7 separate regions of the Homo sapiens genome follow, and regions 2, 3, 4, 5, 6 and 7 are each linked to region 1. A link is a loop called in an ENCODE intact Hi-C map of the cell type or tissue named here. Cell type or tissue: PC-3. All regions are shown on one strand. Links, peaks and the distances in the headings refer to the core of each region. The heading gives the core; the rest is flanking DNA. Region 1 has its middle 42 kb from the start of RASSF6. Region 2 has its middle 5.6 kb from the start of CXCL1. Region 3 has its middle 48 kb from the start of CXCL1. Region 4 has its middle 54 kb from the start of CXCL1. Region 5 has its middle 33 kb from the start of CXCL6. Region 6 has its middle 8.5 kb from the start of INKILN. Region 7 overlaps LOC105377277 (a long non-coding RNA gene).

Region 1 (4,598 bases), core at 419-4,418:
GGGTTTCACCACATTGGCCAGGCTGCTCTTGGACTCCTGACCTGAGGTGATCCTCCCGCTTCGGCCTCCCAAAGTGCTGGGATTACAGGCGTGAGTCACCATGCCTGGCTTAATTGCTTTTCAAAAGAGTCTCACAGGTTTGCTGTGGCATACATAAACATATATGCTTCTGTATAGTCCACACCTTGTTGACTTTTCTAGCTCAAGTATTTGTAGACTCTCAAAAATTCTGCTCAGTTTTTCTTGGCATGAAGAATTGTTTAGCTAATTTTGAAAACTTGTGTTCACAAAGTCTAAAAATTTAATCCAAATTTGAATGAGGAAGATGAGACAGTTTATCAACTTTCTCTAATGAAAGTTACTGGTAACATGAAAAAACAATTTCCTACTCATACAATAAATCTACACATATCTTTTTCAGCCTTTTTGGACTTTGTTGTTGTTGTTGTTTAGTGGAAAGATTTGCTTTATATGATTAGACATTGAAAAATTTGTATGGCTTTGGGAAAGAAAAAGATGCCTCTGACATCCAGGAGCTGGCCTGGCACTCCAGCTATGTCTTAGCGATCTCCTCTTCAAATAAATGATTTCACAGAATACCGACATCAGACAATGCCACCCTATGACCATGGTGAATCAAGACAAAAACAAGACCTCTCCGTAACCATGCATGAACACAGGCAAAGAATGAAATCTGTTTAAATCACAAACATGGCCCAATATCTCCCAATCCTGGCTAATTAGAGTGGCTATTGCTTGTTTATTGCTGACAGTTTTAGCTTGACTCTAGTCTTCCCTCTTCCTAGATAAGAATTATTGAGAGATCCAGTCATGACCTTATATCACTTCCTAACAACATCCGATCTAGAGCAAAGCCATGCTTCTCAAACCCTCCTCCAAATCACGTGACACAAGGCCACATTCTGTAAGTTCTTTCTAATGCCCTTTTAGTAAGACACCCCACCCCCTGCCCCGCACCATGTGTGTTCCTGGAGGAGGACATTGAGAACTTTAAAAATTTACCTTTTAGTAATTTCAGATTAACTTGGTTAGATTTATTGGAGAGCAAAACAATTCTCCCTCAGGTGACTTCCAAGGGATAATTATGGGATAATGTATTAGGTTGATGCAAAAATAGTTGTGTTTTTTAACAGTAGTTTCAATGGCAAAACCCACAATTATCATAAGCTAGCCTTCCAGGTTAACTTTCCTAACTTGTACAATATTTCCTTTCCTGATTTCCTCAATTTCCATTATACTTTTCTTCAGACAAGTTAATAGTCCAATGAAATTTTTTCAAATGCTCAACAATCTTCCTCATTCCCAAATAAATTTTAATATATATGTATAAGCACATATACATGCATATTCATTATATATTTGTATACTTGTCACTTTAGACAATTTGAGTATAGAACTACTTTCAAGGAGATGACAATCCAGTTTGCCTTTGGCTGGTACACTTCTTGCCATTTGCTTATATAGGCATTTTGACATTTTGAAGTTTCCTCCCATCTTGAGTACAGCTGATCCAACTATCTGGGAGTAAACAGAAAGACCAATGGACACCCACAGGAAACATGCTGAGGTGCACATGGAATGTGGATAGGAAAGAGGTCTGTTATGATAAGAAGGGCTGTGGTGAGCATCATAGCCAATGTGGGGAGCCACATTCTGCAGCTCTTGGTAAGTGAGGTCAGTGGAAAGACTTGAGTCATGAAGTGTATATATCATTCTTTCAATTCCTGAGGAAAGCTTCATGGGGGAAACGATTTTGAATAAAATGAGAAACAATTAGTTTGGTCATGTTTTATTTCACAACAAAATTTCCTGTTTTTAGTTTAAAAGGTACCTATGACTAATAACGTTTTCCCCAAATTTTCAGGATATGAAGCTTGTGTTCCTTGAGTTTGACATAAATTGTGCTTCAGGCACTTACACAAGTTGATGAATAGCAATATAATTGACTCATTGTGAATGCCTTTATTCATATTAACCTATTATGATGAATTTCAAATTATAGAGTCTAGATTAGCAGTAGAGCAATTATCTGAGCAGTGAGCTTGTCTAGAGACTATTCTATATTTTTATCTTCAGGAAGATGTCCACAATGGAGCTCCTATTAAGACCATAGCATGCTGAAAGTAAATTCCTCACTTAGAATTATTTCAAGACAACAAAGCATACAGTATTGGTATCCATGTATCAGATAAGACTTTTCAGTTGCAGAGAACCCAACTCCTTGGGAACTAAGCAATAATGTAGATTTGTTGGTTCATAAAACTGTAAACCAAAGGAAGAGCCAGCATCAGACTTCTTTTGGTCAAGATTTTGGCCTCTGTCTTCATGCTGGCTTCATCCTCAGCCTGGCTGTAACCTCATGGTCACAAAGATGGCTGCCGTAACAGCTAAGGCTGCACACTTCCTTATTCATTTCCCAAGTAGAAAGCATCACTTCTCACAATCACCAAATGATAATTCCAGATCTTTACTCAGATTGAACCAAGGTAAATTGACCATCATTGCAAGGGGTGTAAGAATATGCTGAAGACCTTCCCCTGAGCTGGAAGTGGGTCAGTCCACTAAGAAATCATGGTTACTGCGTAATTACCAGGTGGTCACTACAGTTATTTCCTTAAAGGAAAATAGGGGTCCGTTTGGAGAGGAACAGGGGGAGTAGGTGCTGGTTAGACCTGTCAAGCATCTGCCATTTTAATATCTCTATAGAAAATGATATTACATCCTACCTATAAGTGGCAGTATTGGGCTAAAAACGTGGGCTCTGGACTTAGATCGTGGCCATTGAATTCCTAATTCATCACTTACTAGCAACATGGTTTTGTGAAAGTCACTTAACTTCTCCATTTCTCAGCATTTTTATTTGTAAAACAAAATTAACAGACTCTTGTAGAGTTTCTATGAAGATTCAATGGAAAAATGCATATAAAGCACTTAGTATAGAGCTCCTCACTTTGTAAGTACTTGGAGCAACATTTGCATGTGAACTAGCCACTTGATGGTCTCTCTAAGGCATCACTTTTATCTGCTTGGGCATCTGTGTGGTGCCCAGTGTGATTTGGGGGCTTCTCTTTCCATCCTCAGGTCATTTTTATCAGCTACTGGATTCATTTTAAGCAGACTTTTGACCCAGAGACTGGAGGGTGGTCTGATACTATAAAAGCAGTGTGTTCTGGTACATCGTGGTATAAATGTTCAAAAGGAAGCCCCACCAGGGGTTCCCAATAGGGAGTTTCCTTTGCAACGTGAATATCATTCTTAAGTGGTTTGAGAACAGGGTACAGCAGCATCTTACTGGGCATCAGTTTGTGTGCTCCTGTCAGGAAAATTACCATCCAAGCCCACTAAACCCACACAGAACCATAATGTTTTAATTATTCCTTTATTACTTCCTTCAGGTAATTGGAAGGCTAAATATACTTACATGGCAATACTCTATTTTATTTTATTTTAATTGAACTTCACTCTATAAAAGACTTGGAGTTAAGGTGGGGAAAACAGGAAGAAAGGAGGAGGAATAACTAGTTAGTTATTTGTTTTTAAAACTCACCATGTGAGGGCTAAAATCAAAGCTTGGATTACATTTGGGAAAATCTACATAAACTTTGTAATGTGTAAAGTAGGCAAATTAAGAGAGATTGCATCAAGTAACTCTGCCTTGCAAAATAATTCATCTTGTGTATTTACTAAAATGACAAACTTGGTGGTTTTGAAATGTGATTTGTGTTTTTAAGGGAAGCAGTTAGGGCAGAGTAAAGAACTTCAGCTTTGGAGACAAGAAGACCTGTACTCAAGTCCTGACAGCACTGTTTATCAGATGTGTCACCTTGGAAATCCCTTGACATCTCTGAGCCTCAGTTTCCAAATCTGTGAAAGAGAGATAATAACACTATCTTTGTAGAGCTTATGGGATGATTAGAAATAATGGGCATGGTTGTCTAGTACAGTGTATGGGAAATATTAAGAGTGCAAAATAATTCTTATTTATAAAAATTTATTGTACATGTACATTTTGTAAGGAAAGATCTGTTATATAATGCAAACCACTCAGATTTCCATGACCTGTTGTCGAGTGTCCTACACCCGATCATAAAAAATTCTCCTCTTACAGGGTCTCATGGCTTCAAGTCTAAAACAGAAATTTACATACATCCTAGTGCCACTGAGGAGAGCAAATAAACAGAAACTGCCATTATCAGTCCACTAAATCTGTAGTTCTCAATCTTGGCTGCACATTGTAATCACTTAAGAAAGCTTAAAAATCCTCAGTGCCCCAACTATACTCCTGAAAAATTAAATCAGAAGTTCTGGGATTGGACCCAAGTATCAGTGCTTATTTAAAGTTCTGCAGAAAATTCAAAGTGATGCCAAGGTGGAGAACCATTGTTTTAAACCATTGCTTCTCACGCTGTAATGTGTGCTGGAATCACCTTGGGGTCTTGTGGACTTGCACATTCTGGTCCTGGGAGGTCTGAAGTGGGGCCTGAGATCCTGCATTCCCAACATTAGGCAATGCTGATGCTGCCAGTTCCTGGACAGCAGCCTTGAGTGGGGCTCTGTTTGGGGTTCTCACTCATCCT
Region 2 (4,575 bases), core at 576-4,575, 200 kb after region 1:
ACTCGGGAGGCTGAGGTAGGAGAATCACTTGAACCTGGGAGGCGGAGGTTGCAGTAGCCGAGATCATGCCATTGCATTCCAGCCTGGGCAACAAGAGTGAAACTCTGTCTCAAAACAAACAAACAAACAAACAAAAAAAAAAAAAAAAAAAAAAATATAAAAACAATAACCACCCCTCCAAAAAAAAATCTGGCAAAGCTAATATATCAAATGATTCTCAGTGTTACCTGAATGATTTTAAGTATCTGTAGACTAATCATAACATCAGATTATCATGCCAGGAACAGAAAAACAAATAATATAGCATTGCAAGAGAAAGTAGTCAGGCTAAACAAAGAATTTTACATTAGAATTCATATTTTATCCAACTTTTCCTCTTCTACTAAACTTATCACTGTGCCTTTTACACGCAGATGAATTTTAAAATGTGTGGGAAGAATAGCTATTATCTACTCACTTACTGCCTAGATCATGAACCTGTAATGACCTGGATTGTTCTATCAGCCCTAAGGCAAATGACCTATAAACCAAACACAGATATTCCAGCTCCATCTGTGACAAGGACCTCCCTGGCCTTATTCCTAACATTGTTCCCCTTCTGTTCCACACCTGGGAGAGCTCAAGCCCTCTGGCTTTGGATGCAGGTCCCATCTGTCTCTTTAAATGTATTGGCAGACCTGGGCATCAGAGCTTTCTAAGGACTTTGGTTCAGACTCATTACTCTGGCTTTCCCAGGTAGGGGATCCCCTTTTCTAGCTCTTACTATAGAATTCAAACTGTGGCTCTGACCCAACTGTCATATCTGGTTTCATTAAATGTCCACTGGCATCTTTTATTCTGGTCCTGAAAAGTCAAAATAGGCAAAAGAAACTAAGGAAATTCCACACTCCATCAAGGGAAGCTTCCACATATCCTGACTTAAGGATATTTTAGTTTTAAAACAGTGACCTGAAACCATTGACTCATGCATTATGTCAGCAAACATTTGTTGAGTGCTTAGCATGAACCAGACTCATTTTAGAGACTTTTTCTTCTAGCTCCTTCTAACTCCCTGTTTGAAAACTTATCTTCATGTTTACATCTTCTTTTTCCAGAGTCCTGGCACAAAGCTTCCCGTGAACTTTCAGGACCAGATATTCATAGTTTTTGATGGGTCCCTAGGAAAACCACTGGTGTGAGAGAATTTTAGAGTCTGGTGGATGCAAACAGGAATGAGATATATGATGGCTTTCCTTACAGAATACACAATCCAGTATGGGAGTATGTAAATCAATGCTCCCCACAATGTGATTTGTATCCAAAGGCCAAGATAACCCTTTGGAAGGAAAGATGGGATTTTAATGGAAGTGACATTTGAAATGGTCCTTGATTGATAAATAGGAGCCTTCAGTGACTGGGCCCTGCCTATCCTTCTGCTGGATCAATCTAAATGTTAAATTCTGTGTTAAAAAAATAAACGGCTGATTTTTGTTTTCAGGTCACACTACACTGTTGCCAGTTTCCATTCCTTTGCTTGTTTGGTCTGCCTCTTCTGAAGTGGGTCCCTTCCCAACTCACCTTAGGTAGCACCCTCTACCAGAAAGTTTTCTCTGGAAGCTCCCACCCTCCCAAGAAAAAGGGTCAGGTGTTCACCTCCTGTGAGTGCCCACAAAACTCTGCACACAGCTGAGTGTCTTGGACCTCCACACAATGCCATATCTTTCTGTGCCACTCTGTAGATGTGAGTTCAGTTGAAGCAAAGTCTTCTTTTCCCTCTTTGTAATCCGATTTAGAGCCAAATTTAGTTCCTGGATTATGAGTGGTAGATAAATTTTGAATGGATGAATGGACAGATGCATTAACAATAAAGTAACTAGAGCAACTATGTAGGAAAGTTGTCTGTAGCAGAAGTGTGGAAGATGGGTGGTATTAGGCAAGACTATTTCACTGGCAAGAGACAGACATCTAATTTATACCATCTCAAAAAAAAGAAAAGAAAGAAAATCTGCTGGCCTACATGACTGAGAAGTTCATAAATAAATCAGAGCCAGCTGGAGGACCTAGGTGTCCATACATATACTTAGATGGTCCCCTTCATGTCTTACCTTTGCTTTTCTCTGGGCCAAATTCGCTCTCAGGTAGGTTCTCTCCAAGCATTACAAAATTCCAGGCCCTCATTTTACCAGTTTTGCAATCCCAGTGAGAATTCAGAACCTCCTTTTCATTCGTTCCAGCAAAAATTCTAGGAACTATTTCTAATATAGCCAGGCTTTGGTCACTTGTCCACATCTGAATTAATCAGCAGGGTTAGGGCTGGGGGTGGCATACAGGAAGGAACTGAGAGATGGGTTATCTTACCTGAAATCTACAGACTAAGAGCTGGTAATCGAGGGGGTGTTCCGAGAAGGGGGTGCCAGACAAGCAGTCTTTGGAAGACTGAATAGAGAGGCTGAACCTAACTCTAGCACCCACTATGCCCTTGTACTTTGGGGGGTGAACTGATCCAGAAATCTAACATCATATTCACACATCTTTATTATTCTCTGCTCAGAGCCAGAGTCATTACATTGGAAGAGATGAGTATAGAGAAATAGGTACAGCAGGTGTGAGGGACAAGAGTTCCTAAGGCAAGTAGGGGCAGAGGAGAGCTGCCCCGCCGGTTCCTGCCTGCCTTGAGCATGGTCACTTCTCAGGATGGAGCAGTGCCTCTATTTAGGCTCCCCTAAAATACAGAGCTTGAGTCATGGGCTTGCCATGCATGTAATTGATTTGGGGAAATGTTCCCAACACAGAGGACTCAAGAACAGGAAAGAGTAAAATAGGAAAAGAGGACATGGGCAACTGGGGTTCAATCCTACTGGATATCCTCTGAGAAATGATGTAGAATGTCTGCCCAAAGCATGAAAAATGGGAAAACATGTATCTTTTGCCTCTGGTTTCTCCTGCGAAAGGGATGTTACATGGCAGCAACAGAGAAACTTTGGGCTAGTGAGTGAAAAATACCTGATGCAGCTGAGGCAGGGAGCTGCCAGGTGACATCTGCAGGCAGCAGAGTGCTACAGCAATGACAGATAAACAGGTCTAGAAAACATGAGCTCCCAGATTTGACTGCTAATTATGAAAGTTTCAATAGTGATTCCAGGCAAAATGGAATTTAGCTACCAAAGCTTCCATTTTTAAAGGTTCCTCCATTTCTTTAAGAATTGTTGCTTGCATACGTTTAAAGACTGCGTAAAATCCCGTCATTCAACTCTTGAAAAAAATTAGCTTGGAGGAACATTTGTTCCAACAAGACAATGAATTTGTTTATTTTTCCAGGCTACAGCATTCCTGTGCTTATAAATTTTGAATTTTGGTTTATGCGGATTTCATTGATACAAGTGGCATATTAAGGAGGAAATAACAACAAAAAATTCTTTCCATTCCAATTCATTTACACAAAATGTGATTTTGATGAAAATTTTCCTGAGTCAAGTTCTGTCTAATCTGCGGATGCCCACTGCTTCTTGACATGCTTAATTCGCTTCATTCTCTTGGCAGCTCCTGTGGAGCTCTGCTCCCCCTGAGCGCTCTCATTGCGTCAGTTTTGGGTTGGGTCCTGAGATGATTACAGCAGAAACACTTGTGTTTTTCTCCAGTTACCAGAACTAGATGAGAGATTTGGGCAGCGTGATTAATGATGAAGGCAAACTATTTAATCCTATGAAACATGATGAAGTGTCCAAACTCGGCAGTAGATATTTTGGATTTTCATATTTGAACAAACAGGCACTAAACGAAAATTCAGTTTCCTCTCTAAAAGCTAGCAGATGAAACACGCATGGCCATTTAATTTTGGTGGCATTCTAAATGAATTCAGAAAGAGAAACTTTTTAAAAAATAAACTATTTTAAAAAAAGAAACTAAAAAATAAAAAAATTATTTTGAAATAATTTTAAGTTTATAAAAGTTGCAAAGTCAATACAGTATCTGTGTATCTTTCACCCACTTTCCTTTAAAGTGAACATTTTACAATATCATGGTATAGTCGTCAAAGCTAAGAAACCACCGCTGACACATTACTTTTAACTGAACTGCAGATTTTATTTGGGTTTTGCCAGTTTTTCCGTTAACATCCTCTTTCTGTTTCAGAATGCAAACCAAAGTACCACACTGCAGTGGATTGTCATATCTCCATAATTTCCTCTGGACTGTGATGGTTCTTCAATCTGCCCTTATTTTTCATGACATTGACAATTTTGAAGAGTACCACTCAGCCATTTAAGATTCTTTGATTTAGGTTTGAAGCATGCTTTTCTCATGATTAGACTTGGGCTATTAATTTTTGAAAGAGCACCAAAGAGGTATGCTGTTCTTGTGACATCATATCAAGGGGGTACATGATATGCACATGACATCACACTGATGACGTAAATCTTCCTCATTTGGTATAGGGCGAGTTTACCAGGTTTTCTCATGGCAAAGTTACTATTTTATTTTTCAGAATTGTGTACTTCAGGAAAATATAACAAGCTATTTCAATGCCACAGGAAAGATATGCTGTTAGTGAAACAAAATTATAGAGATGTGTGACCATTTTGCTGTGTTTTCATTTAA
Region 3 (4,598 bases), core at 285-4,284, 250 kb after region 1:
TAACTACACCAATATTCAACAGTTTGGATCTGGCTATCAGCAGTAGAAAATTTCAAATTCAACAAGATTCAGAGAGATGTAGGTTAATGAGCTTTGGCTTATTCAAAGTGAAAAATCTGCTAATGCTATGATAAAACAGAGAACAAAAACTCAAAATAACCAATCAAAATAGCTAGACGTTTCTTTGAGGCACAAGTAAATCTCTGTCCCATTGTCGAGATTTTGTTTATAAACTCTTTCCCCCATGATTCCAGCTGCCTAAAGGAGTAACAAAACAGCTTAAATTGAGAGCTGTGGGTAACATGGCATTAAATTCTCTCTGTACTTTTTTCTTTTCCCATTGCTTTCTTACAGTATCTGTCACTTTGTTCTTTGTAATAAAGTACAAAAATTTCACATTGGGTCTTTAAATCAAGCTCTCATTAATGAAGAAAAATGTGATATTGCAGAATAATCACTACTAGTTGCCAATTTTATATATATATATATATATATATATATATATATATATATATATATATATGAAATACCATCAAAGATAATTATATGTTTTTATTTGGTGTCAGTAAGGTAATACAATTTCTGGGGAACAAAAATGCCTGGAATTTGCAATAGCGTAACCCATAGAGTATTAGTCATGAAAAGATCAAGTAGGAACAATCCTAATTGCCATTTTGAAGGGATGTTTAATGGTGACCCATGGAGAGAAGAATATTGGTACCAGGGCATACAGAAAGTGTTCCATTGAACTTAAAGCCACAGCTGCCACCTGGTCACTTTGGGTTCCTCATGCTTGTGGGCCAGAAGATAAATAAAAAAGTTATACTGTTTGATATAATTGACTCAGATTGTCAGGAATAGTTCAGATCATTGACACTTATGGGGACTTGTGATGTTTCCATGCCATGGAAAAATGGTAAATAAGCGATTTCAGCAACTGTGGTTAGACAAGGGCAAGACAACCAAGAGCTCAAACCCCTCAGGGATGAAAATTTAGGTGACCCTACCAGGTAAGCATATTGAATTATTTCAATTTCTGACAAAACACAGTGAAAATCTAGAATGGATTGAAGGAGGGAGATGATGAATATTGATGATGGCCTAAGGACCAGGTGCAGTAGTGATGAGGGTAGCTTGTTTCTCTAAAACTAAATGACCAAGAAAATTCAATATGAGCTCCTGTAAATTGGAGTAATGCAAGACTATGAGTGATGCAATTCTGAGTGAAGCAGACCATGACATTCATTTATTTTCCTCCCCATCACATACCCCAAACTTACCTTTCATCTCAGTCACAACTGTAGTGAAGAGCTCCAGAAAACCTCAGATTCATCCTGCACTGATAGCAGTCCACTGTAAGAGCAAGCATATTTTTGCATTCTGCTTCAAAGCCTTCCCCAAGGTAGTGGGAGTCTGCTTGACTAGTATGGAAAAAGAGTCCCAAGTAGAGGAAGAGAGTTTATGTCCCTGGGAGTAATCCTCAACCACTAGGCAAGGAGAACTGATGGTTACCTGCACCAGACTCCAGGCCTTCAAGGCAAGCAATTCCAGAAAGCATTCTATGTGCTCCCCACAAATTCCAGAGGAATGGAGGCCCTGTTTCTCATAGCAGCAACTCAGTGAGGCATACATTTATACTGGCTTCCCACTCCTCCAGGTTTCACTCCTCTTACCTCTTATGTTTGTGTCTTGGATACCCTCGCAAATCAACTACAAGGACCCAAGTCCTTGTCTGAGGTTCTGATTTTAGGAGAGTAAAAATTATGGCAATTCCAAAAGAATAAAAAATAAAAATAAAAAATCTCCTGCCTACAAAAACACATTTTTTTCTGGGTGTTCTATAGATTATAAAAACATTTATTTTTCTATTTTGCAATTGGCCATTTTAAAGCTCTTTGGTTTTTATTTCTTTGGTCCTGTGTTGCATTCTCATTTCAGAAGTAGCCAGTTAGCCCAAAGCGTTTATTTACTTTAGTCTTAGTGTGGTAATGGTACCGTCCCCAATGTTCTGCCTGTCACTTTTCTTAGTTTAATGTTGTAGTAAACAAAGTTAAGACACCACCATAATTCTGAGGTATGTTTAACACTTGCTCAAGAGGTTAACTTCTTGTGTTTTTTTCCCAAATGACCTGATTCCCTCATAGTCTCTGTGGTTAGTTGTATTTGGAGGTATTTGGCTCTGAATTTAAACATTTAAATGTGGTTGGCCTTTGGAAAACACCAGACAGTGAGTCAGAGGCTTTTCATTCCTTTCTATGATTCTGAGCATTATGTTGAGAAACCTCCTACCCTCTCTAGGCAATTTCTCCATCTGTAATGGAGCCACCCAGCACTTTTCTGTATCCTGGATTAGAGTCAGTGTTAATAGCACTGGGAGACTCTTTGATACTTTAATCAGAAATGGGCCTAATTCCATTAAATTTTCTTGTGTTTATAATCTAAGCAGGGGTGCCCAATCCCCGGGCTATCAGTCTGTCCCCTGTTAGGAACTGGGCCACACAGCAGGAGGTGAGCAGCAGGCAAGACAGCATTACTGCTTGAGCTCCATCTCTGATAAAATTAGATTCTCATAGGAGCATGAACCCTATTGTGAACTGCATGCGAGGTTTATAGGTTGCGAGCTCCTTGTGAGAATTTAACTAATGCCTGATGATCTGAGGTGGGGCAGTTTCATTCCCGAAACTACTCCCCCACCCTCACCATCCTTGGAAAAATTGTCTTCCACAAAACAGGTCCCTGGTGCCAAAAAAAAGGTTGAGGACCGCTGATTTAAAGTACTTCTATTAGTTGTTATATTTTGTCGTGTCTGGAAAAATGTGTTAACTATAAGAGAAGAGAGAATGATCTTTTGTACTTTGATAGAATAATTGCATTCTGATACAGGAAAATAAAACTATTTCTAAGTGGGGGAAACAAAATCATTTCTTAAAACACTGAATAGACTATTAGCCCTTTACATGGCTTTCTGAGTCTCATTCTGGCCAAGTCAATACTATGTTGCCTCCTAGTTTTACAAGGGTACATTCCTTCCAATAAAACAATGTGTGAATCCACAGGACACTCCAAGAAAATGAGGAATGGCATTTATTGGTACCTTGTTAGAACACAAGCATAAACCTCTACTGCACTAAAGCTGTGTGTGAAAAGAGTCTGGGAGAGAAGGAAGGGGCGGTATGGCAGCAAATGATTCTATAGGGATGCGTGGGAGTGTGTGTGTGTGTGTGTTTTCTCAGTCTGTGTATGTGTGTTTTCTGGGTGTTGTTAAGAGGTAGTCTGTAATAAGAATATAACTCCACTTACTTTTCTATTAGAGATAGCATTTTGTTGTACAAATTCTCTTTGAAGTTCTTTGATAAATCTTTGGCTCATTCATTAGTATCTTAGGGTCAAGTGCTATAAACAGATTAATAACTTATTTTGTTTTCAGCACTGATATGGAAGGGGATTGGGCATGGGGCGTGAGGAATAATTTTCATTTTGAAGATGACGTGGATCTGCATGACAGTCTCTGGTCTTCCAGAGAGAAGTGACAAAGCTCTAGGTTCCAGAGATACAAGAATGAGGAGGAGGCAAAACAGCTTGGGAATGAAGGTGAAAGCTGACAAAAAGAAAAACTGTTTGACAGTTGTTGACTTTGCAATTTTTCCTGATAAACTCTTACAAAAGTATCTCCAGGTTAGTATGAAGATAAGAGAACATCCCTATCGATTTATCCCAGTTTTCCCAGTCAAGTCTGTGTCCCAAATGGAAAAAGAGAAAAAGAGACCAATTAAAAGGAACTAGAAAAGAAAAAAACTATATATTACTAAACACACATGCACTCGCACACACACACCAAGGAGTTCTTGAGCTCATTTTCCCTGTCTTTCATACTTACCAACAAAAATATTTAAAACATTAGGATTTATATCCTCTAATACTTATCTTTTATAAGTACTATGTAAGACATTAATAAATGCACAGAAGAAATTGATGATTCAGAGCGAGAGAAATGAGACAGCTACTTCAAGTTTACTTGCAGGAGGCGATTGATTTTGGGAGGCTTTAAAAATAAAGGTAGAATGTTTTATAAGGTTTTTCCTAAACTGGTAAATACCTGAACTTAAATTTAAGATAAAAATTTTATCTCCAATTCTAATAAATTTCATTTCTCAATTTCTTTTGGATCCAACCTGACCACTCCAGCTCTGTTTTCTCTATCTATGTATCTGTTGCCTAAAATATTATTATAGGCCAACTTAAAAGTCATCCTCAACTCTTCTCTTTCTCCCACACTCTACATCCAATCCAACAAAAAATCTTGTTGGTTCTACCTTCATAACCACTTTCACTGCTACCCCCCTGGGTTGAGCCACCATCTTCAGTCACCTGAATCATTGCAAAAGGCTCCTAACTGGTATCTTTAAGCTCTTCTATGTCTATTCTTAACACACTTGCCAGTGCAATCTTTACAAAATGTAAGTCAAACTATGATTCTGCTCTGTTCAAAATCCCCCATTGGTTCTCCTCTCACTCTGAGTTAACATCCAAATCCTTAGAGATGGGTCACAGGCCTTACCTCCCGAGGCTCCCTATTCCCTCCTTGATAGCATTTTCAA
Region 4 (4,598 bases), core at 336-4,335, 260 kb after region 1:
AAATCGTGATTAACTACTAAATTAAAACCACCATGCCAGCTGCTAAATTCTAAGAGAAAGTATAAAATCCAGGAATTATGTTAACAGTATTTGTATTAAATCTATGACTGCCAAAACATCCATGTAGTTTTATGAATGCTAAATAAGTGCCACAAATAAATCAATAATTAGGATGGTTTTAGAAAATAGCTACACTTCTTACTCAAAGAATATATCAAAATTTAGGATTGTAATTAACTCTGGTTGGAGGCAGAGGGACAGAATAGTGGAAAAGCACATAAGATTCAATAATATTGGTAAAAGTCTAGTTCCAATGTTCACGATATGCATGGGTGTTTGTTTTTATTATGCCTTTTATTAAGCTTTATTCTTTACATCTTTGGTAAGTTTCTTTTGCATATATCAATTATTTCATAATCAAATAGTATATTGGCAAATATTTCAGACAAGACTAATCTAGCATATCAAGTCTTGATTTCCTCATCTAAGATAATAGGGATAATAATAGTACTTGTACTATAAAATCAATGTTAAAATTAGATGCAATAATATATAAAAATTATTTAGCAGAGTATCTAGTGTATATGTATATTGGTATGCATGGTATGTATGTGTGTATGTACGTATATAACTAATCACTTTTGGCACTCTTTTTTCAATCTTTAGTCTTTAAAAGTATAATGTAGCTTTTGGCAAGTTTCAAAAGGTCAGGTATAAATACTGCATTTGGATCCACCTTGAAATGTTTCAGTTATAAACAACATTCTTGATGAATGTTTCCATGTCTTAATAACACATTTATCTTGGAAAATAAGCATTAAACATTTTTCTTTAAAATGCATGGAGACCTGCATTCTACATTTAGTGTTACAAATGTTGTCTAAGACCTTGGTCTTGATGGCTAGTTGTAAAAATCCTTGCCATAAATGAATAGGCAATAGAATCTTAATAATTTGTGCTAAATAATGTGCTGGAAATTCTGAGCATAATGAGTCAGAATTGATTATGAATTGTGATTTATCTACACTACAATTAGATTGTCTAATTTTACCTTCTTTTTTTTTTTTTTTTTTTTTTTTTTTTGAGACGGAGTCTCGCTCTGTCGCCCAGGCCGGACTGCGGACTGCAGTGGCGCAATCTCGGCTCACTGCAAGCTCCGCGTCCCGGGTTCACGCCATTCTCCTGCCTCAGCCTCCCGAGTAGCTGGGACTACAGGCGCCCGCCACCGCGCCCGGCTAATTTTTTGTATTTTTAGTAGAGACGGGGTTTCACCTTGTTAGCCAGGATGGTCTCGATCTCCTGATCTCATGATCCACCCGCCTCGGCCTCCCAAAGTGCTGGGATTACAGGCGTGAGCCACCGCGCCCGGCCCTTTACCTTCTTATTTACCAGGCAGAAGCAGAAGAGACTTTTTTGAAGATTACTAAGTTCAACAATTGTGCCATTTCTGCTTCCTTTCCCTGAGACAAATATAAAATTCATAGTAGACAGTGCACAATCAAATCAAGCCTCTCTCATTTACTTTTAAAAATCTATGAACTCACTCAAAAATCATAGTTTTCTATATTTTTTGCTAAGGTATACTCAGAACACCCTACTAAATTCCAGGCTGTGCTGTTTCAAGATAAGTCAGGCTGTCTATCACTTCTGACTACCCTTTCCTTCACAAAAACAAACAGATTTGGAAGATACCATTTAGAGCTGGTATATGAAGCCCAATTCAGAATCAGTTGAGAATATAAGCAGGGATATGTTTAGCTCTTTCCATTGACAAGTAATTATTTTCATTATTCCATTGTATTCTGAATGAAAGCATTGACAATGGCCAAAAGTAGCATTAAGTTTCTTCCATGTGCCAGGAACAGTATTCAGAACCGTACCTGCTATCTCACTTAATTCTCAAAAAACCACAAGAATAAAATATTATTATCTTGAAGTGACTTGTCCAAGCTATACCACAATTAAGTTAAACTAAAATATCAATCTTCTGTACTAATTGTTTTACTATTTATTCAAATATTGTCTATCAGTTGCAGTCAATAGCCAGGCATTTTTTCTAGCATTGTGTTACCCAGCCTTGAAAGAATTTCTCACTGTCTGAAAAGAAATTTTTGTGGTGCCATCTTAAGACTTCAAGGATTCTGAGATAAGAGGAAGGAAGAAGAAATGAATTAATTAGTCATGATTTTGTATAAGACTTTTAATCAGAGGCTTTCCTGACAGGATCTTACATGATTTATAATCTACAGTTTTTCTTTGTATGGCAAGTAGAACAGAAAAAAGAAGACAGTTCTGAAACTGTTTTACAAGTACTCAGGCAAGGTCAAAAACTAAATAATTGTTAATAGAAAAGAGGGAAAAGGTAAAGATCACAGATTTTTCTCAGCCAAGCCTGCATATTACTAGCCTGTGTGCTCATCGAAATACTGAATGTCAAAAGGATTATTTATTACTTTTGTTGAGACTAATCTTGAAGAAAAATGCCTTGATGCATTTATCAGCTTCCTTCCTCATTTCAAATGTAATAAGATTGCTTTTCTCTCTTCTTTTAGCCAAGTGGACAATTGATTATTAAGTGGGCTATGTATACACTGGATTATTATTACCTTAGATTTTTGCTGTATTACCTTCTTTTTGCTGTTTGATTCATTTTCCACAAATGCAGAGCCATGAAGAATATGGATTTGGGGCCACCTTGTGACAGACTTAGAAAAGTCCTATTTATCAAATCCTAGAATTAGAATTTTGGCTTCCATTCCTAGATCATATTACTTTTCAATAAACATATTTTTGCAAAATGGCATCATATTGTAATAGCTGATTTTTACCATTGAGAAGTATTATATATACTATGTAGTAAAATAAACCCTGATAATTATATTGAATATTTAACGAGTTCTTATATTTTTTCATTGACATTTCAACTTAGTGAATTATATTGATTGACTTTCCTATATTGAGTCAATCTTGTATCCCTTGATGTATTTTTTAAACTTCTAATTTTCAGTTTTCTAATCCTTTATTTTTAAAGAACTTTTACATTTATAGTCATATTGTGATTCACCTGAAAAATTCCTTTCAGAAATAGCTCTTGTCAGGTTTTATTATCAGGAATATGTCAGCCTTATGTAGTAAGTCAGAAAGGGATCTAAATTTTGACACTGTGAAATAATTTCTGTAAGTTTGAATTTTTTTTCCTGAATATTTGGTAGACTTCCCTATTAAAAATGGCTGGTTTTGTGCATTTCTTGGGTAGGAAATATTGTAAGTATTAATTCAACTTTATTAAAGGTTACAGGTTTATTTAAATATAATATTTCCTCTTTAATTTACTGTTATATGTTTCTACAAATTTGTCCATTTTACCTATTTTCACATTAATCGCCACCAAATGATAACATCTTCTTGTTAACTTTGTAATGTCTGCAGTCTTGACCAATCACACCAAAATCTATTCAACAACCAACTCTTGGTTTTGGTGATCCTTTCTATTGAATGTGTGTTTCCAATTTCATAAATTTCTACTCTTATATCTAGTTCCTTCTCTTTGTCTTTTTATTTAATTTAGATATTTTAAGTTCATTTTCTAGCATAGCATTTTAAAGCTGTAAATGTCCCTACATTACCTAGGTCTCATGTGTTCAACATACGGCAAAATTATCAGTTGATTCTATATATTTTCTAATAAGTTTTTATGTATTTTCTGATTTTCTGATTTTTGAGTTATTTAGAAGTGATTTTATTAATTTCCAAATATATGTTGCTTTCAGTATTGTTGAGTTTTTTTCTAAAGTACAGTTTTGTGGTTGATACCTAACTTATTCACACAATAATCACAGATCATTGTGTGTATCACAACAAACATCGAAAAGTATTTTTGAGTCTTGCCTTCTATCTAAATATGTGGTCAGCTTTCATAAATGGTCCATGTCTTCTTGAAAATACTATGTTCTCTGAAACTATCACCATAATCTTTGCCATGAACCTATCCATTACTTCCAAAAATTTCCTCCTTAACTGTTTGTTATTTTTCTTTTTGTATATCAGTTACACCTCAATAAAGTGGGCTTTTTTAAGAAAAGAATATACTCTGTAGCTATTGAAAATTGAGTATGTGGAGATATATATTAATATACATACATATACATAAAAAGCACAATTAATACATTTCATGCAATGGATATGTATATATTGATATATATATCATGTATATATGTTTTTACATATATTGATATATATATCATGTATATATGTTTTTACATATATATGTATATGTGTATATATATCGATATATATGTGTATATGTATCGATACATGTATATACATATATACATATATATCGATATATATGTAAAAACATATATACAGATATATCCATTGCATGGAATGTATTAATTGTGCTTTTTAATAGTCTGTATCTTAATGTCTTTTCTGCATAAATTATCAATTATTTAAAAATATATGTTAAAATTTTCTAATGAAATATTTATATATTTCTTCTTGGACTTATTTATGATATTTTATATATTACATATTTTGAATCTATCATATACAAATAAATTTGATTTCAATATACTCCAGACTAAGTGACTTTTTAT
Region 5 (4,598 bases), core at 183-4,182, 140 kb after region 1:
AACCTGGAGCTGGAGGTTGCAGTGAGCCGAGATCATGCCAATGCACTCCAGCCTGGGCTACAAGAGTGAAACTCCATCTCGAGAAAAAAAAATGAACAATCTAAATTTATACCTCAAGAAATTATAAAAAGAAAACAAACTAAGCTGAAGAAAAGCAGATAAAACGAATTAAAATTAGAGCAGAAATAAATATATTGGAGACTAGAAAAACAATAGGAAAATAAATAAAATTAAGAATTGAGTTTTGGAAAGATAAACAAAATTGACAAATTTTTAGCTAGACTAAGAAAAAAAGAGGGAGATTAAATAGAGTAGCCAGTAAACATTAGCTCTTCAATTGGATCACCCAGTAGGACATATTGGGATTCATCAAGGAAGCAACATGACCCATGGAGCTCAGAGAGGAATGAGACAGGACAGCCACCCACCTGGGATTGGCACAAAGCCAAAGGAGGCTCCTAACCATAGGGAAATGGTGAGTGAGCAAGAGGCCCCAGGGATTCACTTTTGGCAGAGATCTTTACAATACTGGGCACAGGAGATCCTCACTGACCCCCTATCCCCGCGGCCTCCAGATATGCAAAGCTGCATGGAGTCTGGGCAGAGCTGCCACAGAGGCCCACATGAAGCCCCAAGGGCCTTAGACCCCTGAGCACCCTGGCACCAGCTGATGTAGCTCCACCAACAAGGTAGGCCAGGATCTCTCACATACCTTGAGGAAGGGCTACATCCATAGTGCTAAGGAGTGGGCAGACTACAGGCCTTGCCTCCACTATACCTCATGAGGAAAAGCCCACTGGCCTGGGACCCTTGTGCAACCACCCCACTCCTGCCTTAGCATTTGGGCTGGTTGCAGCTCTGCAATTCTCTGGGACAGAGCTTCCAGAGGTAACCCACAGGCCTATAGCTTATACCATTGTTGCAGCCCCCAACCTTACTGCCTTCAGGCTGGGGAGAGAGTGAGGAGCCCAAGAACAATTGCGGTCTTCCAGCACACTGCAGCTCCCTTATGGAAAAGCAGCCAGACTGTTTTCCATGTAGGTTTCTGCCCCTGATACTCATCACTAGGCAGGGCTTCCTGACCTGGGCCCCCAGCATAGCTGTCCTACCGTTACCTGATTATGTCAGTCAGTGGTGGCTCTGGTTTCTCTGGGGTAAAGATCTCAGAGACAATTCACAGGCTCTCTGCCATTGCCGCTGCAATGGTACCACCTTTGTGGTCCTTAGTCTAAGGAACAAAGACCATGATTACTTTGCTGGCACCTCCAGCATGATGCAACACCATACAGAGTGGAGCCCTCTCTTCACTTTGAGCCTCTGATCCTCTGCTCTTCACTAGGCAAGGCCACTGGCTTGGGATGGCAGTGCAGCTGCCCTACCCCCTACTGAACATTTCCCTTTGCAGTAGCTTTATGTCTGTTGAGGTGGAGCTTGCAGAAGCAACTGACAACCCCTTTTCCACTGCTGCTACAGCAGTACCCACCCTTGCTGCCACAACACTGGGGAAAAAACAAAGAGTCTGAGTGCTTCACTTTCACCTCCAACATGCTACAGCCACCCTACAGAGAAAAGGGCAAACTGTCTTCCCTGTAAGAACCCCTGCTTATAACCAGAGAGGGCCCCCCCTGGCTTGGGCCCACAATGCAGCTCCCACACCCCTGGCTGATCGTTTTGATTGGCAGTGGCATTGTGTTTCTCTTGGGTGGATTCCTGAGAGACAAGTGAATGGCTATCTACCAATGCTATTGCCAAGGTCTCTGCTCCTCCCGTCCCCAAGATGAGAATAGAACAAAAAGTTTGAGCTGACCCCAGGGTTGTGGTGTGCAGCCTGGGAATGCCAACCCACGATCTGAGACCAGCACTTGAGTGGAAGAGGAGCTCACACTCTCAGAGTACTGAGAGGGAGCATAGCTGCAAATATAAGAAAATACATAACAGTGACGTGGCCAAGTAAGAGCTTATCCCAGTCATTACACTTAGGCACCATCTACTGGATCACAGCCCAAACTTCAACACCAAAAATACTTTGCTAATATATCCCCATGTTAAAGAAAGGACAACAATTCAGCCACAAATAAAGACCCTACACAAAGCCTCAGCCACCTAAAAAAATCCAAAAATGAAGCCAACTGACTATACTCAAATTATACCATAGTTAAATGAAAATCAGCACATACAGATGAGAAAGAACCAGCTCAAGAACTCTGGCACCTATAAAAGACAGAGTGTCTCCTTACCTTCAAATGACTGCACTAGCTCCCCAGCAATGGTTTTTAACCTGAATGAAATAGCTGAAATGACAGGCATAGAATTCAGAATCTGATGGCAACAAAGATCATAGAGATTCAAGAAAAAGTTGAAACCTATTCCAAGGAATCTAAGAAATCCAGAAAAATAATTCAAGAGATGAAAGACAAAATAGCCACCTAAAGAAATAGTCAAACTTGTCTGATAGAGGTGAAAAGCTCTTTACAAGAATTTCATAACACAATCGGAAGTACTAACAGCAAAATAGACCAAGCTAAGGAAAGAATCTCAGAGCTCAAAGACAAGTTATTTTAATTAATGCAGTAAAACAAAAATAAAGAAAAAATAATTTAAAAATTAAAAAAGAATCTCTGAGAAATATGGAATTATGTAAAGAGACCTAACCTATGACTCATTGGTATCCCTGAAAGAGAGGGAGAGAGAACAAGCAACTTGGGAAATATGTTTGAGACTATAATCCATGAACATTTTCCTAACTTCACTAGAAAGTTTGACATGCAAATTCAGAAAATTGAAAGCCTCTGCAAGATGCTATAAAAGAGTACCATCCTCAAGATGCATAGTCATCAGATTCCCCAAGATCAATGTGAAAGAAAAAATATTAAAGGCAACTAGAGAGAAGGGGCAGATAATCTACAAAGGGAACCTCATTAGGCCAAGAGTGGACCTTCAACATAAAACTTACAAGCCAGAAGAGATTGGGAGCATACATTCAGCATCCTCAAAAAAAAAAAAAAAAAAAATTTCAACTAAGAATTTCATATCCAGCCAAGCTAAACTTTATAAGTAAAGGTGAAATAAAATTATTTTCACATAAGCAAATGCTAAGGCAATTCATCACCACAGGACCTACCTTACAAGAGGTCCTTAAGGGAGTGCTAAACATGGAAAGGAAAGAATGTTAATGGCCACCGAAAAAACATGCTTAAGTAAATAGATCATTGATACTGTGAAGCAACTACACAATCAAGTCTACATAACAACCAGCTAAAAACAAAATTCACATATGTCACTATTAACCTTAATGTAAACTAGCTAAATGTCCCACTTAAAAGGCATAGAATAGTGAGTTGGATAAAAAAGCAAGACCTGGCTGGGTGCAGTGGCTCACACCTGTAATCCTAGCACTTTGGGAGGCCAAGGTGGGAAGATCATGAGGTCAACAGATTGAGACCATCCTGGACAACATGGTGAAACCTCGTCTCTACTGAAAATACAAGAATTAGCTGGGTGTGGTGGTGTGCGCCTGTAGTCCCAGCTGCTTGGGAGGCTGGGGCGGGAGAATCGCTTGAACCCTGGAGGCAGAGGTTGCAATGAGCTGAGATCGTGCCACTGCACTCCAGCTTGGCAACAGAGCAAGACTCCATCTCAGAAAAAAAAAAAAAAAGCAAGACCCAATAGTATGCTGTCTTCAAGGAACCCATCTCATGCAAGGACAGGCTTCAGCTCAAAGTAAAGGGATGGAGAAAGATCTACCAAGCAAAAATAAAACAAAAAAGAGCAGGGGTTGCTATTCTTATTTCAGACAAAACATACTTTAACCTAACAACTTTGAAAAAGGGCAAAGAAGGGCATTGCATAATGATATTCAATTCAAGAAGTAGATTTAAATGTACTAAGTATACGTACACCTAACACTGCAGCACCAAGATTTGTAAAACAAGTTCTTAGAGACTTATGAAGAGACTTAGGTAGCTATACAATAGTAGTGGGGGAGTTCAACACCCCACTGACAATATTAGATGGATCATTGAGGCAGAAAATTAAAAAAGATATTCAGGACCTGAACTCAATATTGATCAAGTGGACCTAACAGACATCTACAGAACTCTCCACCCCAAAACAACAAAATATACATTCTTATCCTCTTCATATGGCACATACTTTAAAATTGATCATATGTTTGACCATAAAGCAATTCTCAACAAATTCAAAAAAACTAAAATCATACCAACCACACTCTCAGTCCACAGCACAATAAAAATAGAAATCAATACCAAGAAGATCATTTGAAATCATAGAATTAAATGAAAATTAAGCAATCTGTTCCTGAATGACTTTTGGGTAAACAAAGAAATTAAGGTAGAAATCAAGAAATTATTTGAAACAAATGTAAACAAAAATACAACACATCAGAATCTCTGGGACACAGCTAAAGCAGTGATAAGAGAAAAGTTTATAGTGCTAAATGCCTACATCAAAAACATAGAAAGATATCAAATTACCAACTGAATATCATACCTAGAGAAACTAGAAAAACAAGAGTAAATCAGCACCAAAGTTAGCAAAAGAAAAGAAATAAACAGAATCAGAGCTGAACTGAATGAAAT
Region 6 (4,598 bases), core at 216-4,215, 67 kb after region 1:
AGGCAGAGAACCTAAAATGGTATGCCCCATGTAATGCCAATTTAAAAATGTATGTACATGAATACACATGTAATACTGAAAGATGTACATTAAAATCTTTATCTCTGTGTAGTGAGATTACAGCCAATTTTTATTTCCTTCTTTATATTTTATTTTCCAAATTTGCTACACTAAAAGAGAACCATATTATAATAAGGAACTGCAAATGTTAAAGAGGGAGGGAGGGAGGAAGGAAGGAAAGAAGGAAAGAAGGGAGGGAGGAAGGAAGGAAGGAAAGAAGGAAGAAAGGAAGGAAGGAAGGGTTATATTTGAGAGCTGAATGGGATAATGTATGGGAAGTCAGAATGGTTCCATAAATAGACGGAAATTACAATTCCTGCAGGAGCCTTTTAAACTTAACCTGTCTTAAAAATTTCCTACAAATCCAGCCTGACAGGCTGTGACAGGGAGCTGAGGTATTTAGCGGGTAGCAGGAGGGGCACTGGACATGCGAGGAGCCAGAGCTGGGGCAATCGGTAGGGAGGGACTACCCACCGGTCCAGCCACTCCTTTCACAAGAAGGGGATGTGTACACAAGGAAGAAGGTCTTGTGAGTCTGACTTCTTGGAGGCTGTTGGGCGAAAGCTGTGCCGGTGACTGGCTTCCCTGACCCTGCCCTCCTCCAGTCTGGGCCTCACTGACTCTGAGCATTCAGCGTTCTAGCTATGAAAATGAGTTGATAATTTGCATAGGTTGGAACACAGTTGTGCTAAAGACGTACTCTTTGGTTACCTTGGTAGTTACTTTTTTTTTTTTCTGGTCCCATTTCCCTGCCATAGGAAATAATACACAGCTCTAAAAAACAATACACAAAATAATGTAAGAAATCTATGGGGTAATAGGGTATGTTTGATCTAGTGGGGAGGGAAGTAGCTTCACTAGGTGATTATGGGAAGGTTTAGGATCATGTTATTCATGAAGAGGAAACAAGCAGCGAGAATTCCAGGAAATCATCATAATAAAACAAAGAGTTCCAGGAAATCATCATAATAAAATAATGGCTACTATCATTTATTACTATACTAAGCATTTTACAAATATTGTTATTAATGCTCACGACAACTCATTTCCATTGTTTTTTTTCATTAAAGTCAGCATTTACACATGAGAGAAACTGGGGCCTCAGACACTAAGTGATTGTAAGTGTCAGAGCCTCAATTTGAACAAAGACTTTTATTCGGTACTAAGAGTTCTGGAGGCAGATGATGATGACGGTTGCGCAATAATGTGAAGACTTAATATTACTGAACTATATATTCAAAAATGAATGAGATTATAAATTTTATGCTGCACGTATTTCACTACAATTAAAAAAGAAAGTCTATACCTTGTATACTACATTGCTACATATTCCAAAGATATTTTGATGTTACTATTATGATAGACCCCACATTAAGGAATTGCCTGCTTTCCCTTAAATGGAAAGAAAACAGGGTCCTAATACCCTCCCTAAAGTGGCTCAAGGAACCTCAGCATAGGTTTCCTTTCTGTCTCCTTTTTTCCCCTCTCCATCTTTTTAAAAATTATTCTCCTTCTGTCCCTTCTCACATCCTTCTTTCACCTTTCCTCACCCTGAACAGATGGATAGACTGCCTTCCTTCCCAACACACACACACACACACACACACACACACACACACACACACACACACACACAGAGTCCACAGCCACAAGTGTCTCTGACCAGCCAGTGTTGCTGAGGCTGCACCTCAGTCTTCGTGGTGTTCACAAACTAAGGGGATTCTGATCAAGTCCTCTTGATCCTAACACTGTAAATGGAAGAAGAAACAGGTTTGTTTTAACCTGGGAGGTGTAATTTCTTTCTTTCTTTCTTTTTTTTTTTTTTGTCTTTTTCTTTTCTTTGAGATGGAGTCTTACTCTGATATCCGGGCTAGAGTGCAGTGGTGCAATCTTGGCTCAATGCAGCCTCTGGCTCCTGGGTTCAAGTGATTCTCTTGCCTCAGCCTCCTGAGTAGCTGGGATTCCAGGTGCCTGCCACCACACTCAGATAATTGTTGTATTTTTAGTAGAGACGGGATTTTGCCAAGTTGGCCAAGCTGGTCTCGAACTCATGACCTTAGGCGATCCACCCATCTCGGCCTCCGAAAGTGCTGGGATTATAGGTGTGAGCTACTGGGCCCTGCTGGGAGGCCTAATTTCAGAGACGTGGAAGTTCCAATGAAGATGAAACTGGGAGGAGGTGGATGCAGAAAATGACAAGCTCCAGTGTTTAAATCCAACAACAGCACACACATACACATACACAGAGGAAATGAGCAAGTGAACTGGTACCATTCCACAGAAATGAGAAAAGCTGAGAAATAGAGGACAACGTGCTTGCCTAAGATTCTGGCTGCATTTACTGAAACTCTCCCAGCCCTGCCTTTCAGCAGTTCTTCTGTGGATGGGAGTGTGACAGTGCTGCCTTCTGACCACAAGGTGGGGCTTATACTGGGATACACTGACTATCAGAAGGATTTCTTGTTTGAGCCTTTTCCTTTTAGAAATCTTTCTATATTGCCAACTAGATATGATTAAGGGCTTACTATACGTTACCTTACCAAGCTCCAAGATTCCAAAAACATCCAAGTTGGAATTTGTGCAGAGCTTAAGACCTGTACTTGGACACTTACTTACCACAGAAAAGAGAAAAATATGTCATTTTTCCTGAATTTCTTTTTCCCTCACTGTGGTATATTTATTAAGGTAGGTGGTGGCTTGTTGTGTTGTAAGTTTCTACTACAGAGCCCTTGTGAAGGTCAAGGTGGGCCTGAGTCATCGCCTTTCTTTTCTTATTCTTCTTTTTAAATAATATCAATATTTTAAAGAGAAAGAAGAGAAATGTCACAACAAAATTATAAAACTTTTACAAATACATTAACTGCCTATATTTAATAAATTAACATGTTTAGATTGCACAAATATATTGCAATGTATTTGTGGTATTAAAAGTATAAGCACTTCGTAGTATACTCAGATTCTATGTTCAGGACAGGATAAGATTTTAAAGTTAAGTATTATGTGTCTTCTGTTTTCAATCTTATCAAAATATCTCTGGCTGGCAGCTTGACCTTATTTGTTAATAACACTGAAGATCAGCTTTAAGGGTTTTTGTGAATGCAAAGCCCTGGACAAATATACTCCTCCCACCCCGCCCATTTGATGAACTGTTTACAAACCACAGATGTCATTGAATAGATTTAATGGAGGTGAGGTCACTGGGCATGTTTCACCCTTTTAAGCACAAAATTCAGACCCGTCAGAAACTTTTCCTGATGCTCTTGCAACCTTATTTACTAAGCTTAAAAGAGTTTTGTTAAACTAGTTTTCAAGACTTGGGCCACTGGGACATGAACACTAAGTGGGCTGCCAGAGCTCTACCCAGGCTGGACTTCATTCTGCAGAGGGAAGAGAGCTCAAGCTTTGGGGCCAGAGACCTGGGTGCTGATTTAAATTCAGGTTTGGGTCCAGCTGCTTGCTTGCTATGTGTGTACAATTTTAACTCCCTGAGCCTGTTTTCTTAAACATAAAAATGGAGATAATAGCGCCAAGCACATAAATTTGTGATGAGAATTAAATGAATTAACTTTTATAAAGAACCCAGTACAGGAGCTGGAAGACAATAAATATTACCCTGCCCCCCACCCCTCTATCTGCCTCCGTGCCTCCTCATTATTTCCACCACCAGCCATAGCCACTGGGTCACACAACTATGGGCCTAATTGCCTAATTGAGGATATCCACTGAGGATGTGGTCAGAAGAGCTCTATCAAGCAAGAGTTGCCCCACATTCAAATAATTCTGCAACTTTAGTTTAGTTGCTCCATCCTTCCAATTGCTCACACCTGAAGTCTTCATCGTCTGTGACTTTTGTCTTTTTCTCATGTCTTATACCTAATCCTTCAGGGTTTTGTGCTGTCTCTACCTTAAATTATCCAGAATTTGACCACTAGTCACCACGCTTGTCTAATGTAAGCAATTATCATCTCTCTCCTGGATTTCCATCATGCCCTCTAACTGGTTATCCTGCTTTGCTTCCCTTCCTCCTGCCATACTCCTTTTTACCCTAGCTGTCAGAGTGTCAGATCATGTCACTGATTTTCCAAAGACACTGCAATGGTTCTCCCCACAGAGTGAAAGCTGGAATCCTTGCGATGACCCGCAAGGCCTATCTAGTGTGGCCACTTGCTGTCTGTCCTCCTTTCCCATTCACCAGCTCTCCCTGCTCCAGCCACACTGGCCTCCTTACTGTTCCTCATACACGCCAGTCATGCTCCCAACTAACTGTTAACTCTCACTGTCCCTTTGCCTGGAATGCTCGCCCACATAGTCAGAGCCAATTCCTACTTTCTTCCATTTGTAGCTCGGCATCAATCTCTCAAGGAGGCTTCCTCTGACTCTCCAATGCTGCAGTCTGCTCACTCCTCACACACCTGACTCCCCTAATTCCCCCATCTGTTTTATGTTTATTTTTTCATAACATTTATTCACCGAAGGCACTTCCTAAGGGTAGGCATTTCTATTTGTGATATTCATTAACCTTTCCCAAGCACCTAGAA
Region 7 (4,598 bases), core at 211-4,210, 470 kb after region 1:
ACAATGAGATACCATCTCACACTAGTTAGAATGGCAATCATTAAAAAGTCAGGAAACAACAGATACTGAAGAGGAAGTGGAGAAATAGGGATGCTTTTATATTGTTGGTGGGAGAATAAATTAGTTCAGCCATTATGGAAGACAATGTAGCGATTCCTCAAGGATCTAGAACCAGAAATACCATTTGACCAGCAATCTCATTACTGGATATATACCCAAAGGATTATAAATCATTCTACTATAATCACACATGCACAGGTATGTTTCTTGCAGCACTATAGCAATAGCAAAGATGTCAAACCAACCCAAATACCCATCAATGATAGATTGGATAAAGAAAATGTGGCACATATACACCATGGAATACTATGCAGCCATAAAAAAGGATGAGTTCACATCCTTTGCAGAGACATGGGTGAAGCTAGAAACCATCATTCTCAGCAAACTAACACAAGAACAGAAAACCAAACACCACATGTTCTCACTCATAAGTGGGAGTTGAACAATGAGAACACATGGACACAGGGAGGGGAACATCACACACCAGGGCCTGTCAGAGGGTGGGGCGCTAAGGGAGGGACACCATTAGGAGAAGTACCTAATGTAGATGACGGGTTGATGGGTGCAGCAAACCACCATAGCACATGTATACCTATGTAACAAACCTGCACATTCTGCACATGTATCTCAGAACTTAAAGTATAATAATAATGAAAAAAATGCTCTACACTTTAACTCCACACCTCCCACAAACACTTTGAATTTTTATTATATCAGTTCGCATATTTTAAAAATATCTATTTTGAACAGGTTGTTGTCGCTATTATTGTTTTTGATAGATTTGTCTTTATAAGCTTCTTACTAGAGTTATGATTGGATTGCACACCACAATTAAATTATTAGCATATTCTGGGGTTGTGTTCATACTTAATTTTACCAGTGGGTTTTATACCTTGAAATATTTTCTTTTAGTTAGTACACTAATATGTTAGCATTTTTTAATTTCAGGTTGAAGAATTCCCTTTAGCATTTCTTGCAAGACGGGTCTAGTAGTGGTGAATTCTCTTAGCTTTTGTCTGTGAAAGACAATTTCTCTTTGTTAATGCTGCCCTATTTCCTTCTGGCCTACATGGTTTCCATTGTGAAGTCTGTTGCCAGATGAACTGGAGTTGCTTTGTTATTTTACTCTTTTGCTGCTTTCTGGATCTTCTCTTTGTCTTTGATATTTGAAAGTTCAATTATTATATGCCTTGGTTAGTGTTACTTGGGTTGAATCTGTTTGGTGTTCCCTGACCTTTCTATATCTAGATATTTCTGTCTTTCATGAGTTTTGGAAAGTGCTCTGTTATTATTTCTTAGGATAAGCTTTTCTCCCCTTGCTCTTGCTCAGCTCCCCCTTAAACACCAATAATTTTTAGATTTGGTCTTTTGAGGTAATTTTCTATATTTTAAAGGTGGCCTTCATTTCTTTTTATTGTTTTTTTCTTTTCTTTCTTTGGACTGTATTTTCTTAATAGCCAGTCTTTGAGCTCACTGATTCTTTTCTCTAACCCATTCTGTTATTGAGATCCTCTAAAGAGTGTTTCAATTCAGCAAATGTGGTTCTCCGTTCCAAGATTTCTGTTTCATTTTTAAATTATTATTTCAATTTTCTTGTTAAATTTCTCTGATAAGTATCTGAATTGTTTTTCTATGTTATCTTGTAGGTCACTGAGTTTCCTTAAAATTGCTATTTTGAATTCTTAGTTATAAAGTTCACATATCGGTTTTCTAATCCCAAAATGGCAGCATAGAAGCAAGCTTGCTTCTCTCCCCTCCACCAGAAACCAAAAAGAAATACACAGCAGCAAGATCTTCACCAGCAGCAACCCAGAGATCCTGTATGAGGATGAGACAGTTCCTGTAGGTACAGAGAAGTGGAAACATTCTGAGCAGATGGTAGGAGAACCAGATTCTACATCCATGAGGCCTCTTCCCTGCATTACACCAGGCATCAGCAGTATGAAAAATCTGCCCTCAACTCATGGTTTCTGCACTGAAAAACGTGAAATTGAGATTGTCAACCAGCTTTCCCATCTTCTTCGGTTTCCTGCCAGGAGACCTGCCTTTGCCTTAAACCACAGGTAGCACTGTGACTGCCTGGAGGGAGAAATGTCTGTGAAGGCTGGCAAAGACAAATAGGGAAGCCAGGACTACCATCCTCAGCCGTAAAAACTCCTTGTAACTTGACCAAAGGAGATGCCAAATCAGTAGAAATCATGTAGCAAGTATGTTCCACAAGTCCCCTGGGAACACACCCGTGGCCGGCCTTCCCACAGTGCTAGGGTAATCCCTTTGGTCCTCCTCCTTATGGGACAGGCAGTGCCATGGCCATTTGCAAAAGTCAAGGTAAACATAGGCTTATGGCGCCATCTAGAGCCGAAAACAAGGCAGCAAGCTGGCAGTTAAGATTCATAAGCAACTGTATTCAATAAAAACCAAACCAAACTAGACAGATAAAGCTGGACTAAATAATTATTAATACAAATACATAGATGTATACCCACAAGAAACAACAGCAAACATGGAACCATAACCTTCTAGACAAAGCAAAGTTCCAGCGACTGACCCTCCTGAGATGGCGATTTGTGAACTCTCTGACCAAGAATTCAAAACAGCTGTTTTAAGGAAACTTTGTTATCTCTAAGATAACACAGAAAAGCAACTCAGATATTTATCAGAGAAATTTAACAAGGAAATTGAAATAATGATAAGCAGAAATCTTGTAACTAAGAACTACATTTGCTGAACTAAGAAACTCTTCAGGGGATCTCAACCACAGAATAGGTCAAGCAGAGAAGAGAATCAATGAGCTCAAAGACTGGCTGTTAAAAAATAAACAGAGGAGAGAAAAGAAAAAAAGAATGAAAATGAGAGAAGGCCACTTACAAGATATAGAAAATTACCTCAAAGACAAAATCTAAAAATTATTGATGTTCAAGAGAGAGCAGAGCAGGAGCAAGGGTAGAAAGCTTATTCAAAGAAATAATAAGAGAATACTTTCCAAAACATGAGAAAGATATAAATATTCAGGTACAGGAAGGCCTTAGAGCATCACATTAGTCAAATAAGACTAATGAAGGTATTTACTAATCAAACTGTCAAAGATCAAGCATAAAGATAAAACTGTAATGGCAGCAAGAGAAAAGAAGCAAGCAGCATATAAAGGAGCTCCAAATCATCTTTAGCCAGAATAAGAAAAAAAGAGAGAAGACCCAAATAAATAAAAGTAGGAACAAAAATGGACACATGACAACTGAGACCTCAGAAATACTAAGAATCATTAGAAACAATTAGGAACCATTACATGCCAACAAATTGGAAAATATAGAAGAAATGGATAAATTCCTGGACACATGCAACCTACCAATATTGAACCATCAACAAATAGAAAACCTCAATAAGCCAATAATGAGTTATGAAATCAAAGCCATAATAAAAAGTCTCCCATCAAAGAAAAGCTCACGGCCTGATAACTTCACTGCTAAGTTCTACCAAACATTTAAAGAACTAATACCAATTCTATTCAAATACTTCAAAACGATTAAAGAGGAGAGAGGGAATACTTTCAAACTCATTCTACAAGGCCAGTGTTACTGTGATACCAAAACCAGACAAGGACACATTTTTTTTTTAAAGAAGCTAGAGGCCAATATCACCAGTGAACACAGATGTAAAAATCTTCAGCAAAATACTCATTTACCATTGTCAAGTAGAATTCATTCCAGAGATACAGGATGGTTCAACATATGCAAATCAATACATGTTATACACGACATTAACAGAATCGAGAATGAGAATCATATAATTATTTCAATAGATGCCATAAAGGTAAAGGCATTTGATAAAATTCAACATTCCTTTATGATAAAAATCCTCAACAAACTGGGCATAGAAGAAACATACCTGAAAATAATAAAAGCCATCTATGACAAACCCATAGCTAACAACACACTTAACAAGGAAAAATTGAAGGCCTTTCCTCTAAAGGCTAGACCAAGATAAGAATGCCCACTTTCACTATTATTTTGCTGTTATTCAATATAATACTGGAAGTCCTGGCCAGAGCAATTAGGTAAGAAAAAGAAATGAAGGAAAACCAAATTGGAAAGGTAGAAGTCAAATTAGCTTTGTTCATCTTATATGCAGAAAAACCTAAAGACTCTACCAAAAAAAACTGTTATAACTCATACAGGAATTTAGTAAAGTTGTAGGATACAAAATCAATGTACAAAAATTAGTAGTGTTTCTACACACCAAGACTGATCTAGCCAAAAATGAAGTCAAGAAGGCAATCTCATTTAAAACTACAAAGAATATGCAATACCTGGGAATCAATTGAAACCAAAGATGTGAAAGACCTACACAAGAAAAACTATAAAACTCTGGTGAAAGAAATAGAAGAAAGCACCAAAAAATTGGAAAAATATTCTCCGCTCATGGATTGGAAGACTTAATATTGTTAATATGACAATACTACCCCAAACAATTTCCAGACTCACTGCAATCCCCATCAAAATTCCAATGACATTCTTCACAGAAATGTTTTAAAAATCTGA

The links. Peaks named below come from ENCODE experiments on the same cell type or tissue, not always from the same donor. Only the 100,000 strongest peaks of a DNase experiment are listed, where the experiment ranks them.
Region 2: it touches region 1 in a loop (10-fold over the local background); 24 of 110 quality-filtered maps call a loop at or near these places.
Region 3: it touches region 1 in a loop (7-fold over the local background); 48 of 110 quality-filtered maps call a loop at or near these places.
Region 4: a loop joins it to region 1, with 13 times the contacts of the local background. A loop is called at or near these places in 48 of 110 quality-filtered maps.
Region 5: it touches region 1 in a loop (9-fold over the local background); 2 of 110 quality-filtered maps call a loop at or near these places.
Region 6: it touches region 1 in a loop (8-fold over the local background); 16 of 110 quality-filtered maps call a loop at or near these places.
Region 7: a loop joins it to region 1, with 11 times the contacts of the local background. A loop is called at or near these places in 78 of 110 quality-filtered maps.

What each region holds. Positions count from the first base shown.
Region 1 is chr4:73,660,116-73,664,713 of GRCh38, forward strand. No RefSeq gene overlaps it. Among named protein-coding and RNA genes, the nearest start is that of RASSF6, 42 kb to the left of the region's middle. RefSeq lists a silencer at 1,512-1,717. In PC-3, for the core only: CTCF peaks have their summits at 2,745 and 2,946; DNase peaks (open chromatin) are centred at 1,656 and 2,776; H3K27ac peaks cover 3,691 bases.
Region 2 is chr4:73,861,556-73,866,130 of GRCh38, forward strand. No RefSeq gene overlaps it. Among named protein-coding and RNA genes, the nearest start is that of CXCL1, 5.6 kb to the right of the region's middle. In PC-3, for the core only: CTCF peaks have their summits at 3,033 (motif pointing left) and 3,236; DNase peaks (open chromatin) are centred at 966, 3,026 and 3,596; H3K4me3 peaks cover 711 bases; H3K27ac peaks cover 3,257 bases.
Region 3 is chr4:73,915,147-73,919,744 of GRCh38, forward strand. No RefSeq gene overlaps it. Among named protein-coding and RNA genes, the nearest start is that of CXCL1, 48 kb to the left of the region's middle. In PC-3, for the core only: no CTCF peak of the experiment used is centred there; a DNase peak (open chromatin) is centred at 2,215; H3K27ac peaks cover 2,241 bases.
Region 4 is chr4:73,920,843-73,925,440 of GRCh38, forward strand. No RefSeq gene overlaps it. Among named protein-coding and RNA genes, the nearest start is that of CXCL1, 54 kb to the left of the region's middle. In PC-3, for the core only: a CTCF peak has its summit at 2,690 (motif pointing left); a DNase peak (open chromatin) is centred at 2,669; H3K27ac peaks cover 1,188 bases.
Region 5 is chr4:73,801,447-73,806,044 of GRCh38, forward strand. No RefSeq gene overlaps it. Among named protein-coding and RNA genes, the nearest start is that of CXCL6, 33 kb to the right of the region's middle. In PC-3, for the core only: a CTCF peak has its summit at 1,993 (motif pointing left); no DNase peak of the experiment used is centred there.
Region 6 is chr4:73,727,284-73,731,881 of GRCh38, forward strand. No RefSeq gene overlaps it. Among named protein-coding and RNA genes, the nearest start is that of INKILN, 8.5 kb to the left of the region's middle. In PC-3, for the core only: a CTCF peak has its summit at 2,465 (motif pointing right); DNase peaks (open chromatin) are centred at 578, 2,448 and 3,208; H3K27ac peaks cover 4,000 bases.
Region 7 is chr4:74,132,032-74,136,629 of GRCh38, forward strand. All of the region lies in intron 1 of LOC105377277 (a long non-coding RNA gene), which reads right to left. It also overlaps a transcript of MTHFD2L not described here. Among named protein-coding and RNA genes, the nearest start is that of MTHFD2L, 24 kb to the right of the region's middle. In PC-3, for the core only: CTCF peaks have their summits at 2,412 (motif pointing left) and 2,619; a DNase peak (open chromatin) is centred at 2,380; H3K27ac peaks cover 1,204 bases.